Linked DNA regions of Homo sapiens: region 2 is linked to region 1. The links are chromatin contacts, found by Hi-C or POLR2A ChIA-PET in ENCODE. All regions are on one chromosome and are shown on one strand. The core of a region is the stretch at or near the end of the contact, and the rest is flanking DNA. Distances in the headings are between cores, read along the strand shown.

Evidence for each region. Hi-C counts contacts between places; a loop is a spot of excess contacts on that map. ChIA-PET counts read pairs that join two places held with the same protein, here RNA polymerase II (POLR2A). Pooled maps may share reads with other maps.
Region 2: a loop to region 1 is called in a map of naive thymus-derived CD4-positive, alpha-beta T cell, with 8 times the contacts of the local background. The contact joins the enhancer-like site here to the promoter of PCGF3-AS1 in region 1. A Hi-C loop is called at or near these places in 3 of 168 maps with a recorded cell type or tissue (CD4-positive, alpha-beta memory T cell and naive thymus-derived CD4-positive, alpha-beta T cell), 1 of 37 single-sample maps with no recorded cell type and 12 of 50 pooled maps. POLR2A ChIA-PET finds 5 or more read pairs at or near these places in 10 of 52 experiments (BJ, CD4-positive, alpha-beta T cell, CD4-positive, alpha-beta memory T cell and 4 more).

What each region holds. Positions count from the first base shown.
Region 1 is chr4:779,411-785,695 of GRCh38, reverse strand. PCGF3-AS1 (PCGF3 antisense RNA 1) reads left to right here and starts at 3,847. Exons shown (of 3, transcript NR_171661.1): 1 at 3,847-3,924. LOC124900163 (chloride intracellular channel protein 6-like) reads left to right here and starts at 3,848. Exons shown (of 2, transcript XM_047416474.1): 1 at 3,848-3,924. It overlaps CPLX1 (complexin 1), which reads left to right. Exons shown (of 4, transcript NM_006651.4): 4 at 1-739. RefSeq lists enhancers at 1-585, 2,580-3,297, 3,298-4,014, 4,015-4,732 and silencers at 3,559-3,908, 4,009-4,088.
Region 2 is chr4:874,898-881,636 of GRCh38, reverse strand. It overlaps GAK (cyclin G associated kinase), which reads left to right. Exons shown (of 28, transcript NM_005255.4): 16 at 3,828-4,022; 17 at 4,430-4,547; 18 at 5,028-5,107. It also overlaps LOC105374341. Among named protein-coding and RNA genes, the nearest start is that of CPLX1, 52 kb to the right of the region's middle. RefSeq lists enhancers at 1,590-1,639, 1,269-2,468. Within about 2 kb of position 2,421, at least 4 of the 41 ENCODE cell types and tissues checked have a DNase peak (open chromatin) inside an H3K27ac peak, as active enhancers do; they include CD4-positive, alpha-beta T cell, where a contact is called at or near this core.

The sequences.
Region 1 (6,285 bases), core at 2,598-5,097:
ACCGGACGCTGGAGACCCTGCGCCCCTGCCCAGCACCTCCTCCGTGGGCAGCTCCTCGGGTGGGGCCTGCGGGGTTCCCTGCGCGCAGCTGGCGCGTGTGTGGCCTAATCCACCTGGTGGCCCTGCGGGGCGGCATCCGAGCCCCTGTTTCTCCTCCATTCATGTTTAATTTGCATCACAATTTGTTGAATCTCAGGTAAATGAGGTCTTTGCATTTAATGAGTTTTATCTTGACAGGCGCCGCCTCGCCCCCGGGCCCTTTCGTCCACATCAAAAATGCATCAAGTCTCCACGTGTTTCGGGCCAGGGCGTGGCTTGGCATTGACCTTCATGACCTTACATAGCTTTAGAGAAGCCATAACGTTAGACTGCAATACTAACGACCGACGCCCCTCCGGGCAGAGACCACCGCGCCCCTCTGCGCCCCAGCGACGCGGCCCGCGGGGACGTCGCTGTCCGTCCTGCTCGCCCTGTGCCCTCTCACTGACTTCTCCCGGGTCGTGTCTTTTAAAAACTCCTGTTTTCACACCTTACAAAGCCAGCTCTGAGCAGACAGGGCGTCCTCTCGTAGAACCTGCGCACCCCGTTCCCAGCGCATGGCGCCCCGGGCCGCGAGCTTAGCTTAGACCGTGGTGTCCTCTGTCCGTCTGTCCTGCGCCTGCGCCTCCTCCTGCATGTCGGGGCCCCTGCGTGTGTTCTCTCCGGATGGAATCACAGCCAATAAACACCAGTGATTTCACACCGTGTGGCCATTCCTTCCAGAGGTCCATTTCGCCAGCCGGAGGACCGGGGCTTTCCCCCGCGCATGTTCTCTCCACGGCGGCTGCAGGGCCTCCCACCATTCTCACTCAGCTCCATCCAGTCAGACCCATTTTCCCTAGGCCGTCCAGCCAGCGCAACCTCCATCTAAACACAAACCTGCGCCTTCAGGGTCTCCCGCCCCCCAGGGTGGTTCTTCCACCCGCAAAGCATCTGCCCTCTGCTCTCCCTCCCACCTAGGACCCCCGACCACAGGCCTGTCCCTCTCCTCAGCTCCACCGGGCCCAGGGCCCCAGGTCACCCTGTGCTGCCCTTACCTCGGCCCACCCAGGAATTCCTGCCCCCCAGCACCCCCGTGGGACTGTCCCTCCTCCTGAGTCCTGGACCCGGATCCCTGCAGGGAAATGTCTGCCAACCTGGGCTGAGGCCAGAAGAGGTTCCTGACCCCAACCCAGAGAACAGCCCCTCTGCCTGGTTGCTGGCGGTCCCGCCCACACTCAATCCGCTGGATGCGCAGCCCACGCCTAGCTGCTGCCTGCCACTTGCTTCCCCAGAAAGTCCTTGTTTGACCTCCAAGTTTGGAAGCTGTTAAAAGATGATTCTGGCCAGGTGCGGTGGTTCAGGCCAGGTGCGGTGGTTCAGGCCGGGCGCGGTGGCTCACGCCTGTCATCCCAGCACTTTGGGAGGACGAGGTGAGCGGATCACGAGGTCAGGAGATGGAGACTATTCTGGCTAACAAGGTGAAACCCCATTAATACTAAAACTACAAAAAAAAAAAAAAAAAAGCTGGGTGAGGTGGCAAGCAACTGTAGTCCTAGCTACTCGGGAGGCTGAGGCAGGAGAATCGCCTTGAACCTGGGAGTCAGAGGTTGCAGTGAGCCGAGATGACACCACTGCACTCCAGCCTGGGCGACAGAGCGAGACTCCCTCTCAAAAAAAAAAAAAGAAAAAAGAAAAGAAAAGATGGTCCCGTGACACTTGTTACAGCTGAGTGAGGAAGGCTTTATTCAGGACCAGCACTACAGGTACAGGGACCATGCAACAGGGCTTGCCATGGGTGCCAAGGAGCAGGGTGGGCTCAGTGGATGGAAAATGACTGAGGAACATCAGGGGTTGGGGGATTCTGATGAAACCCATCTAACTGGATTCTAGCTGGAGACAGGCAGGGCAATCAGACAGACCCATAGGGTGGTGAAGCATGAGGACCCCAATCAGATCTCCAGGATGAAGGTTTGTTGCTAAACTGACTTAGCCAGATTCTTTGCTAAAACTGCATTTTACAAGGAAGTGGGCCAATGGGCCTACCAGAAGATTCAGGAAGTTAACTAAAGTTTGACCACACAAAAAATCTTTGTCAGGAGCCCTCTCTAGGGAGCAGCATGTCTGGGTCTCCTGTAACCTTCCTGATGCTGCTGGCTGGGAATGCCCCAGGGAGCTGCCCAGTCCCAGGGCAGGAGGGCCCCATGTGCCCTGACCCCAGGCCGGGCCCTCCTGGATGCCAGGTGGGAGCTGGGAGGGAACGTGCTCTCCTCCAAGCCCAGGGAAGGGTGTATCCAGCTCCTCCTCCTGCTGCCTCTGGGGAAGTGTGCACCCCAGGCACCACCAAATTGCCCAGGGTGATCTCTCCTCTGCCAGCTGGCCCCCCTTCCTCCTGGAACAGAAACTCAGTGTCTTTGCACCCACCCCTGTGTCCGTGGCTGCTGCCAGCTGCCCCTCAACAGGGCACCCCAACATCCAGCCACTGCTCAGCCTCCATCCTCCCCCAGCCTCCCATTTCCCATCCACAGCCTGGTCTGGACCCCCTTGCAAGCCTAAGCAGCGACTTGGACGTGCCAGGTCACGACCCAGGCAGCTTTCCCTTGGAGTCTTTTTTTTTTGAGACAGAGTCTCTCTCTGTCCCCCAGGATGGAGTGCAGTGGTGCGATCTCGGCTCACTGCAAGCTCCGCTCCCAAGTTCACACCATTCTCCTGCCTCAGCCTCCCGAGTAGCTGGGACTACAGGCACCCGCCACCACGCCCGGCTAATTTTTTGTATTTTTAGTAGAGACGGGGTTTCACCGTGTTAGCCAGGATGGTCTGGATCTCCTGACCTGGTGATCCGCCCGCCTCGGCCTTCCGAAGTGCTGGGATTTCAGGCGTGAGCCACCGCACCCGGCTCCCTTGGAGTCTAGACGAGCCCTTCCTACAGCAATGAATGCTGGGTCAGACCTGAGCTTCTCCGGGATCCAGCTCTCATCTCAGGTGACGGGGTCTGAGGCCTCCTGGGAATGGCACTCCTCCCCAGATGTTTACTGAGCCCCTGTGATATGCGCTGCTCTGTTCTAGGGGCTGGGAATACTAGTCCCTCCCTCCTGGAACTGGTTTTCCTAGTGATGGAGGACAGATGATAAACATGGAAGTGGCGGTGTTTGCCCTGGAGGAAAATCAAGCAGGACAGGGAGCAGAGAGCAATGGTTAGGGTTACTATTTCATGAGTGGTCAGGGGGCCTCTCTGTCAGAGTGACGTGCACAGACCCGGAGGGAGGCGCGTGTCCCGTGGGAGAGCATTCTGGGCAGAGAACAGCCATTCGAGAGCCAGGAGGCAGCGCTGCCTGGGTGCCACCAGCGTGGCCCTGGCCCCATGCACTGGCTGGGCACCACCCTGCCCCCGGAGTCTCCTCCTTCTGAACGTTTGACTGTATCTTGAACACAGCGGGGCCGGCTTTCAAGCTCCAGACACGGCCTCCTCCCCAGGCCAGGAAGCCCTGTCAGGCAGCAGATCCGGCCCCCTCAGCAGATCGGCCCCTCCAGAAGACCCGCCCCTCACAGCAGATCCGGCCTTCCCAGCAGACCCGCCCCCCGAGTAGATCCGCCCCTCCAGGATATCCATCTCCCCAGCAGATCCGTCCTCTCCAGCAGAACCGCCCCCAGCGGAGCCGCTCGGGCGGGGCCTCCGGGCCTGGGGAAGGGAGCGGGGACCGGGCCGTGGAAGGACCGCGCCCGCCCCTGGCCAGCCTGAGCCAATCAGCGCATGCTAGGTGGGCCGACATGATTGGCTCCTAGAGGCTCACGTGTGGAGGCCTGACCAATCAGAGCCCGAGAGACGCCATTGCAAGCCTCTGCAGAGGCGCTGGAGCTGGGTCAGTCCGCCGCTCACCCCGCGGCCGCACCTTCCCGCCTTCTCAGGTAACTAAGTGCGGGTCTCGGGCCTGGCAGAAGCTTCTTCGGCCCCGTGCCCTCGCCTGGCCCCGCCCCGTCGGTTGTGTGCTTGTCTCGTCCTGCCCCCAGGCCCTGCCGGTCCCCACCGTTAGGCCGGCGTCCCTGCCCGGCCCCGCTGCGGGCTGGCGCCAGCTCAGGAGGACGCCCCGAAGCCGAGGCCTCGGAAGCAGGTTTTTCCCAGACCTTCTCCTGTCCCGCGTTCCCCCTAGGCCGGCCGTAGGGACCAGACCCCACCCTAAGCCCATAGCCGGCCTTCGCGCTCCGGGTGACCCTGGCTGGCCCTGTTTGTCTGTGGGTCCTGGGATGCGCCACTCCCGGCAGGAAGGGGCGCCGCCGAGGCCCGGTCTCAGCCTGGAACCCCGCTCCTGCCGTCGGGGCGCTTTCTGCGGCTGCCCACACACGACCCCAGGCAAGGGGTGGGGGCGCGGGACCCTCCATGACATGGCGGCGGGGCGCTCTCACTTCTTTGAAACCAGCGTAAACTGGACCCGCCCCACCTCCCATACCTTGGGGGAGCCCCGGGAAAGGCTGTGGCCTGGGGGTCTGCAGGGCGTTGGCAGTGGAGGTGGGGAGAGACCCCAGCCCTTTCCTGTCCCCCCCACCAGCCTTGCCTTCCTCGCCGTGAGCCGGGGACAGTGGAGGGGAGTCAGGGAGGGCCCACCAGATGGACTTTCTTGTGACTCATCCTATAAAGCCCCTCGGGCTTAGCCACCCTCCCCAGGACCCGTGTGGTCTCCCGGACTGTGCTGGAAGCTTAGAGCCAGAATGACTTTTCCACCCTCGGGCTGGCTGGCTCAGTGGGCAGCAGGGACAGGGGGCTGTGAAGAGAAAACTCACTCGCCAGGGTCAGGGGCCGCTTGCTCACTGAGGAAAGCAGAGGGGTTCCTGCCGCTTGCCTCAGGAACAAAGCTAGTTGGTGAGGCACTGCCTTGCAGTTGTAGGAGAGGAATAATGGCCCCCGTGGGTGCTTGGTTGGAACGATTAAAGGAGAATAACAGTTTAGCACGATTATTTCACACAGTTGTTCAAAGAGATGGCTTTGAATTCCAGCTTACATGGCGTCTTCAACAAAAAGTAATTGTTTAGAGAAGTGACAAGATGAAGGAGGACTCTGAGTCCTAGTCTCCCTCCTCGAGTCCCTGTGTGAGCAGAGGTAAACAATGAAAACTCACCAACCAGGAGAAATTCACCTAGGACTGGCGCAGAAGGTATACACCATGAGCCTGGAAATGATTTAAAAAACAACACAGGCTGGGCGCGGTGGCTCACACCTATAATCCCAGCACTTTGGGAGGCAGAGGCGGGCGGATCACTTGAGGTTTGCGAGTTGGAAACCAGTCTGACCAACGTGGAGAAACCCCGTCTTTACTAAAAATACAAAATTAGCCAGGTGTGGTGGCGCATGTCTGTAATCCCAGCTACTGGGGAAGCTGAGGCAGGAGAATCCCTTGAACCTGAGAGATGGAGGTTGATGTGAGCTGAGATCACACAATTGCAGTCCAGCCTGGGCAGCAAGAGTGAAACTCCATCTCAAAAAAACAAAAAAAACAACCCACAACTGTGGGCCAAAGGGACACAGCGACAAGGGGTCCCAATGGGCGAGGCTGGAATAACTTGAATAGCAGAATAAAGTAGCATTGGATTATAATGCACAGGGCTGAAGAAATATCGATGAGTCTTTGCTGATGTAATAAGTGACTGAATGAGCTGGGCAGAGTGGGACCTGTAGTTCAGCTACTCAGAGGCTGAGGTGGGAGCATCAGTTGAGCCCAGGAGTCAAGGCCTAGTAATATCCCATTTCCAAAATAAAAGACTGAATTAATAAATAGATGGGAGAGAGGAGACAATTGACCATGCAGGAGGAGTCCAAATATTTGTTCTTTGAGGCAGGATCTTCCTCTGTCATTCAGAAGGCTGGAGTGCAATGGTGCGCTGTTGCCTTGCTGCAGCCTGGACCTCCTGGGCTCAGGCAGTTGTCCCACCTCAGCCTCCCAAGTAGCTGGGACCAGAGGCATGCACATCCAGCCGAGTCCAAATAGTGTATGCAGATATGCCCTCACAGAGGTGACCTGAACTTTCTGAGTTGTGAGTGAGCTTCACCTGGGGACCTCCTTTTAGGTAGCAGGGAAAAAGAGGAGGGTGAGCCACACCCAGGCACCTCCTTCCAGAGAGCATGTGCCTCAGCCTCCAGAGTAGCTGGGATTGCAGACATGTGCCACCAGCCCGACTAATTTTTGTATTTTTAGTCGATACGGGGGGGTCTCACTATGTTGCCCAGGCTGGTCTTGAACTCCTGGGTTCAGGTGATCTTCCCACTTCAGCCTCCCA
Region 2 (6,739 bases), core at 1,172-3,671, 97 kb before region 1:
GTATGTGGTGGGCTCTGGTGGATAATGCACGTGAAAATGCCGTGTGGAGCACCTGACACAGGTGCCGTGTGGAGCACCTGACGCTGCTCAGACATGAGTACAGTCACAGCGTGTTTAGGGCCCTGCCAAATACAGGCTTCTGTGCCGCTCCACCTCAGCGCGCAGCAGGCTCTCCCTGGCCGTGTGGAGGAGGCTGTTTCTCAAACGGGAGTGTGGTCACAGCGTGTTTAGGGCTCTCCCTGTTTCTCGGGGCTGCAGGTGTCCACGCCCGAGGAGTCCACCCCAGCAGAAAGCCTCCCCTGGCCTTGGTCTCCATGAGGACCTGGTGAGGCTGGAGCAGCCTCCTAGCCTCTGAAAGAGCAGGTCTTGACCTGGACCACAGAGGCCCCAAGGGTTAGGGCCCAGGAGCAAAGGCCGGCCCCGTGGCCCCACCGTGGCGGGAGGGAAGAGGAGGGACCCAAGCGTCAGGGGACTCCCCATTCTTTATCCCCTCTGGATGGGGCGCACAGCCTGTGGACGGGGCGAGGGTCAGGAGGCCATTCCTGCTGCTGTGGATCCCCAGGGAGGGCCCCACCTCGTTTGCTCACAGCCTTGGGGGGAGGAGATCATTGCCGCCCCATCCAGCTTTGTCTTCTGTGTGACCCCCGGCAAGAGGAGTGCAAAGTTGGGAGCCCCTCCACACATTGAGCTGAAAGCCATTGGCACCCCCAGGCCAGGTGCGGTGGGGCCTGTTCAGCAGGGGGCGTCTGAGAACCAGGGAGTCTCTTTCCCTGTGGCATGTGGCTGGGCTTCCATGACCCCCAAATCCCACAGCTCCTTCCTTGGAGGAGCAGAGAGATGTGCAGAGTGCTGCTCCCACCGGGCAGCTAGCTGGACCAGCTTCAAGTTCATGGCCTTTTCACATCACTGGCCCAGAATCTAAGGAGAGTCAGGTGCCTGTGGGAGGAGGTGTGTGTGTGCTGTCTGGGGTGGACGTAACTGGACCCCAGAAGAGAAGGAGGCCAGAAAGAGTCCAACCGGTGGAGGCCAGGTGTCTCAGTGGGCGAGTGAAGCCTTCAGGGTTGCAGGACTGGAAGGGTCCTTGCCCTCTGGAAGGCACAGTCTCTGTGGGCACCCACAGGACAGATGGGAGAGTGAGGGCCGGGCAAGGGGGCGCAGCTACTATAAGGGAGGCCCAGACCTGGCCGAGACCCTTTCTTCTGCCTCCAGATGGAGGAGACGAGAGAAAGAGCTGCACTCTGTGACTCTGGGGGAAACTGAAGTAACTAATTGATGTGCTGAGGACGCTCATGCAGAGTGCACGGTCCAGTGGGGCATTCGTCAGAGCCGTGGAAAGAGGACCCTCATGCAGGGTGCGTGGTCCAGTGATCCACATGTCAGAGCTGTGGAGAGAGGACCCTCATGCAGGGTGCACGGTCCAGTGGGGCGTTCGTCAGAGCTGTGGAGAGAGGACCCTCATGCAGGGTGCATGGTCCAGTGGTCCACATGTCAGAGCCATGGAAAGAGGACCCTCATGCAGGGTGCGTGGTCCAGTGGTCCACATGTCAGAGCTGTGGAAAGAGGACCCTCATGCAGGGTGCATGGTCCAGTGGGGCATTCGTCAGAGCTGTGGAAAGAGGACCCTCAGGCAGGTGCGCGGTCCAGTGGGCCACTCTTCAGAGCCGTGGAAATGCCAGGAAATAAGCAAATGGAAATCCCCGAAATGAGAACGCCTTCGACATCGCTGAGGCTGAGTCAGTGGCCTTTGGAGCCAGGTCGAGAGATACTGAAACTGAATCACAGAGAGAAAGCGTGGGGTAGAACAAGCACCCAAGAGCTGCCTCCACCTCAGGCAGGGGCACACACACGTGGAGCCCAGAAAGGGAAGAGGGAAGCGGGAGCAGTGAAGAAATCATGGCTGAGAATTTCCCAGAATGAGTAACAGATACCAGTCCACAGGTTCAAGAAGCTCAGAGGTCACCAAGCAGGATGAAAGCAAGATGAACACATGAAAACCCACTCGGGTGCATACCGGTCAGAACTCCTGCAAACCGAGCACAGAGGAAGTGTTGGAGGTGGCCAGAAGAAGATGCATCAGGTACAAAAAGAAAGATGTCAGCCGCAAGGTTCTCGTCAGAAAGCCTAGAACAAACAGTAAGGGTTTTTCTTCGGTGCTGTAATTAAGAAGTCAACAGGAAGTAAAAGGAAAACATAAACCTTGTCAAGAGAAGGCGAAAAGAAGAAAAAAGAAACCAAGAACAGATCAAACAAGTAGGAAACAGCCAGCAAGATGGTAGATTTTAATCCAGCCACATCAGTGTTCAGGCTGAACATGAGTGGTTTTGTTTAAAAGACAGGCATTGCCATATGGGACAGAAACGCACAGCTCGGCCATACACTGCAGGAAGTCCTCTTTCAGCACGGAGGCAGAGGTGGGTTCAGAACAGGATGGTGGGGGAAGAGCGTACTAGTCATTGCTACATGACCCGACACAACACACTCGGGCTTAGAACCACACACATCCATTCTCTCGTGGTCTCCCTGGACCTTGAGGCTTAGCTGGGCCCTCTCCTCCGTTCAAGGTGTTGGCCGCACTGACTCTGAGAAAGCCGATTTCTCTTTCATTTCTGAATCTGCTTCCTTGGCCACTCGGGCTGTTGGCAGGATTTATTTGTTGTGGCTGAAGGACCGGCTGTCCTGGCTCCCTGCTGACTGAGCTGGGCCACAGTGTCCTGTGGCTGGGAAGATGGGGTCTGCACCGTCACCATAGAAGTGGTGTCACCTGCCTGGCCCGCACAAGCTCCGGGAGAGGGCCTCCTGCAGGGCATGGGTGCCACGAGGTGGGAGGCAGACTCTGGGGGGTTTATGCTCCACAGAGGCACCACGGGAACGCCAGCCACGGGAAAGCCAGAGCTGTGCTACCAAGGTCAGAGAAAACAGATTCCATTCCACATCCATCAGGCAAAAACTGATCAAATTGAAAGGAGAACCAGACAACTCATTTGTAGGGTAGACCTCAATATTTTCGTCTCAGTAATCCGTAGAACAAGTAGACAGACCACCAGCAGGGATATAGAAGAACCGAATGTGCCAACCCATGAAGGCTGACACAGCTGTAGAGCGTTCTAGGACGTTCCACCCAACAATAGAAAAACACACATTTATTTCTTTCAAATGCACATGGAATATGCAAGGAGAAAGATCAGATTTGGGGCTATAAACACACCTCAATACATTTTTAAAATTTGAAATCAGACAAACTATGCTGTCAGGCCACAGTGGAATAAAAATTGAAATCAATACCAGAAGAATATCTGGAAAACTCTCTAAATCTCCACCTCCCAGGTTTAAGCAGTTCTCCTGCCTTAGCCCTCCCGAGTAGCTGGGATTACAGGTGCACACCACCAAGTCCGGCTGATTTTTGCATTTTTAGTAGAGAGAGGGTTTCACCGTGTTGCCCAGGCTGGTCTCAAACTCCTGACCTTGTGATCCACCTGCCTTGGCCTCCCAAAGTGCTAGGATTACAGGCGTGAGCCACCGCGCCTGGCCTCAAAATTAAGCAACTTCTAAATAACCCATGAGTAAAAGTGGGAGTATCACGAGAAATTTAAAAATATCTTCAACTAGGGCGTATTTTTAAGACTCTGTCTTAAAAATACATATATGTATACACACACACATATATATATAACTAAATGAAAATTATAACATCAGATTTGTTAGGAGCAACTAAAACATTGCTACAAGGGAAATTTCTAGCATGAAAAACTTCTATTCGAAAGACAAAATCAGCTGTGTGGTCCCCTCTCAGGGCACGTCACGTGGTGACGCGGCACGTCTGCCCCCAGGTACATCGAGTACATGTGTGACATGGTGGCGGAGGAGCCCATCACACCCCACAGCAAGCCCATCCTGGTGAGGGCCGTGGTCATGACACCCGTGCCGCTGTTCAGCAAGCAGAGGAGCGGCTGCAGGCCCTTCTGCGAGGTCTACGTGGGGGACGAGCGTGTGGCCAGCACCTCCCAGGAGTACGACAAGATGCGGTGAGTGCAGCTGCAGCCCCACGCTGTGCTCCCTCCTCCTCACCCCTCCGGAAAACCGTTAAAGAGGAACCCTGGCCTTGCCGGGGACAGGCGCTTGCTGAGGCGGACGTGTTTGGAACTGTGGCGTCTGTGGCAGGTCACTTGGGATCCTGGTCAGCAGCAGGAGGTCACAGGGATCCGAGTGTCCAGGAGACTTGAGAATGGGATCCTGGTCAGCAGCAGGAGGTCACAGGGATCCGAGTGCCCAGGAGACTTTAGAATTCTTGTGAGGCTCTTCATGGGGGTTATTCTTTATTGGTTATTACACATTTTAGCTAAGTGGACAATTTCTCATTCTGTTTTTTGTTGTTTTTGTTTGGTTGGTTTTGGGGGTTTTTAAAATTTTTCTCTTGTCATTCTGTCCTTAGGGACTTTAAGATTGAAGATGGCAAAGCGGTGATTCCCCTGGGCGTCACGGTGCAAGGAGACGTGCTCATCGTCATCTATCACGCCCGGTCCACTCTGGGCGGCCGGCTGCAGGCCAAGGTGAGAGAGCCTGTGGCTTGCCCGGTGCTCCCCACTCACGCCTAGGCTCATGGGGGGCTGGGGGCCACAGTGCGCTCACTTCTCACCGAGGGTCCAGGGTGCTCGCTGTTTGGTGAGTGCCGTGGGCTCTCATGTGGCGACTGCCCCACAGCGCCCCCTGCTTGCCCCGTGCACTTGACGCGGCAGGATCTCAACCTGAAAAGCCTGGCGTTTCCATCGAGACTGAGTTTGAGGGTCCACTTGGGGCAGCCCCCACGGCAGTCCCGTGAAGCAGCTTGTGGGCCCATGCGTTCTCCTCAGGGTTACCTGCCACACACAGACCCTCTCCCGCTTCCCCCACAACATGTGGCACGGGGGCGCCGTCCATGCCTCCAGCACCATGAGCCGCTCTCAGATCTCGCCCATTGGGAAAAATTGGCCTGTGGCCCCAGGATCTGGATTCACCCTCCACGTGGGGTGTCGTGTTTGCTCTCTTTGCAGATGGCATCCATGAAGATGTTCCAGATTCAGTTCCACACGGGGTTTGTGCCTCGGAACGCCACCACTGTGAAATTTGCCAAGTACGTTGGTACCGCTTGTGCTCGGTGGGGAGGGACAGGTGCCCTGTGCCGCAGCACCTGCATGTGGGCCGGTCGTGGGAGCCCCAGGGGGAGTGGCGGGCTGTGTGACTGCTGCTTGGTGGCTCTGGGCCTGTTCCTGGGCCATCCTGGAGCTGCGCGTGTGTAGGCTGCTGGGGTGGACCCGGTGGCTGCTGCTCTGCCCCCCCGTTGGTGTGTGTGTCTGTTAGAATTTAGCCCTCACACCCGGGCGTGGCGTAAGCAGGTGAGCGGGTGGCGGCTGCATCTTAGCAAACGTTCCTGAGCCTGCTGTGTGCAGAGTGCCCTGCCAGGCGGAGGCTGGAGATGATGCGGGGCAGTCCTGTCTGGAAGCTCACACTCTGTTGTTAGCTCCCTCTGTAAACAAGCGCAGCCACGGGATGGCCCCCACCCCTGCCATGCCCAGCACCTGTTAGCTCTCTGTCCTCTTGACGTTGGTGCCCAACAGCGCATACCCTGCCCTCTGCAGGCTCAGGTGCAGATGCGGTGAGCAGCAGAGCAGGCTCTCACACCCGGGCGTCCTGATTCTAACTGGAGGTCTGTCTTTTTTTTTGAGACAGAGTCTCGCTCTAACGCCCAGGCCGGAGTGCAATGGCGCAATCTCGGCTCACTGCAACTCCACCCACCAGGCTCAAGCGATTCTCTCGCCTCAGCCTCCTGAGTAGCTGGGATTACAGATCTGCACCACCACGCATGGCTAAGTTTTGTATTTTTAGTAGAGATGGGTTTCACTATGTTGGCCAGGCTGGTCTTGAATTCCTGACCTCAAGTGATCCACCTGCCTCGGCCTCCCATTTAACTGGAGATCTTTCTACTCAATCACAGGCAGGCTTATCTGCCAAGACACAGTGGAACAAACATTGTTCCAGGAGTCAGAGGGGGCACCCACGGGGGCTCCCAAGACAGAGGCTGTGGCTGCAGGGCCTGCTGTGTTCCAGGCTCTGTGCTCTTGGTTCCTACCCAGTAAACAAAGGGAAGCCTTGGGCCAGCCCCACGGGGATGCTGGCGGACTCTGCACCTTGGGAGGGGTGCTGGCCTGGCCTGGGTGAGCTCAGGAAGAGCTGGCGCCTGCTGCTGTCAGGGACGGCCTGCACCGGGAGACCGGGGTGTCTTCTTGTGTTTTTCTGTCTCTGTGATTCTTTTTTTACATCTCTTGTCTTTGTTGTGTCTTACGCTTTTCTTTTTTTAACTCACATATTCGCAACTTTAATAATTTTGTTTCTTTTTTCCTCCTTTGGAGGAAGAAAAACACCCAGTGCTCTTAGAGTTTTCAGCCACGGTGGAGGCGGTGCTTAAAATAGTGTTTTAAAGACCAAGGTACTGATGATGAAGAGGAAAATGTCGGTGAAGGACCTGTCGGGGACTTAAATGCTGGAGGCAGGAGGCAGGGACTTTGGTAACTGATTGATTATTCAAGAAAGTCGGGGGAATGATGGGAATTTCACCAGAGATCTGGAACATAAAAAGGAGACAGATGTGAATTCTAGAACTGAAAAATATTACAGCCGAAATGAAGGCTTCAGTACATGATTAACAGTGGAATAGGCACAGCAGAACAGACTCTGAATTGGTAGAAAAGATCTTCTGACAGCAGCG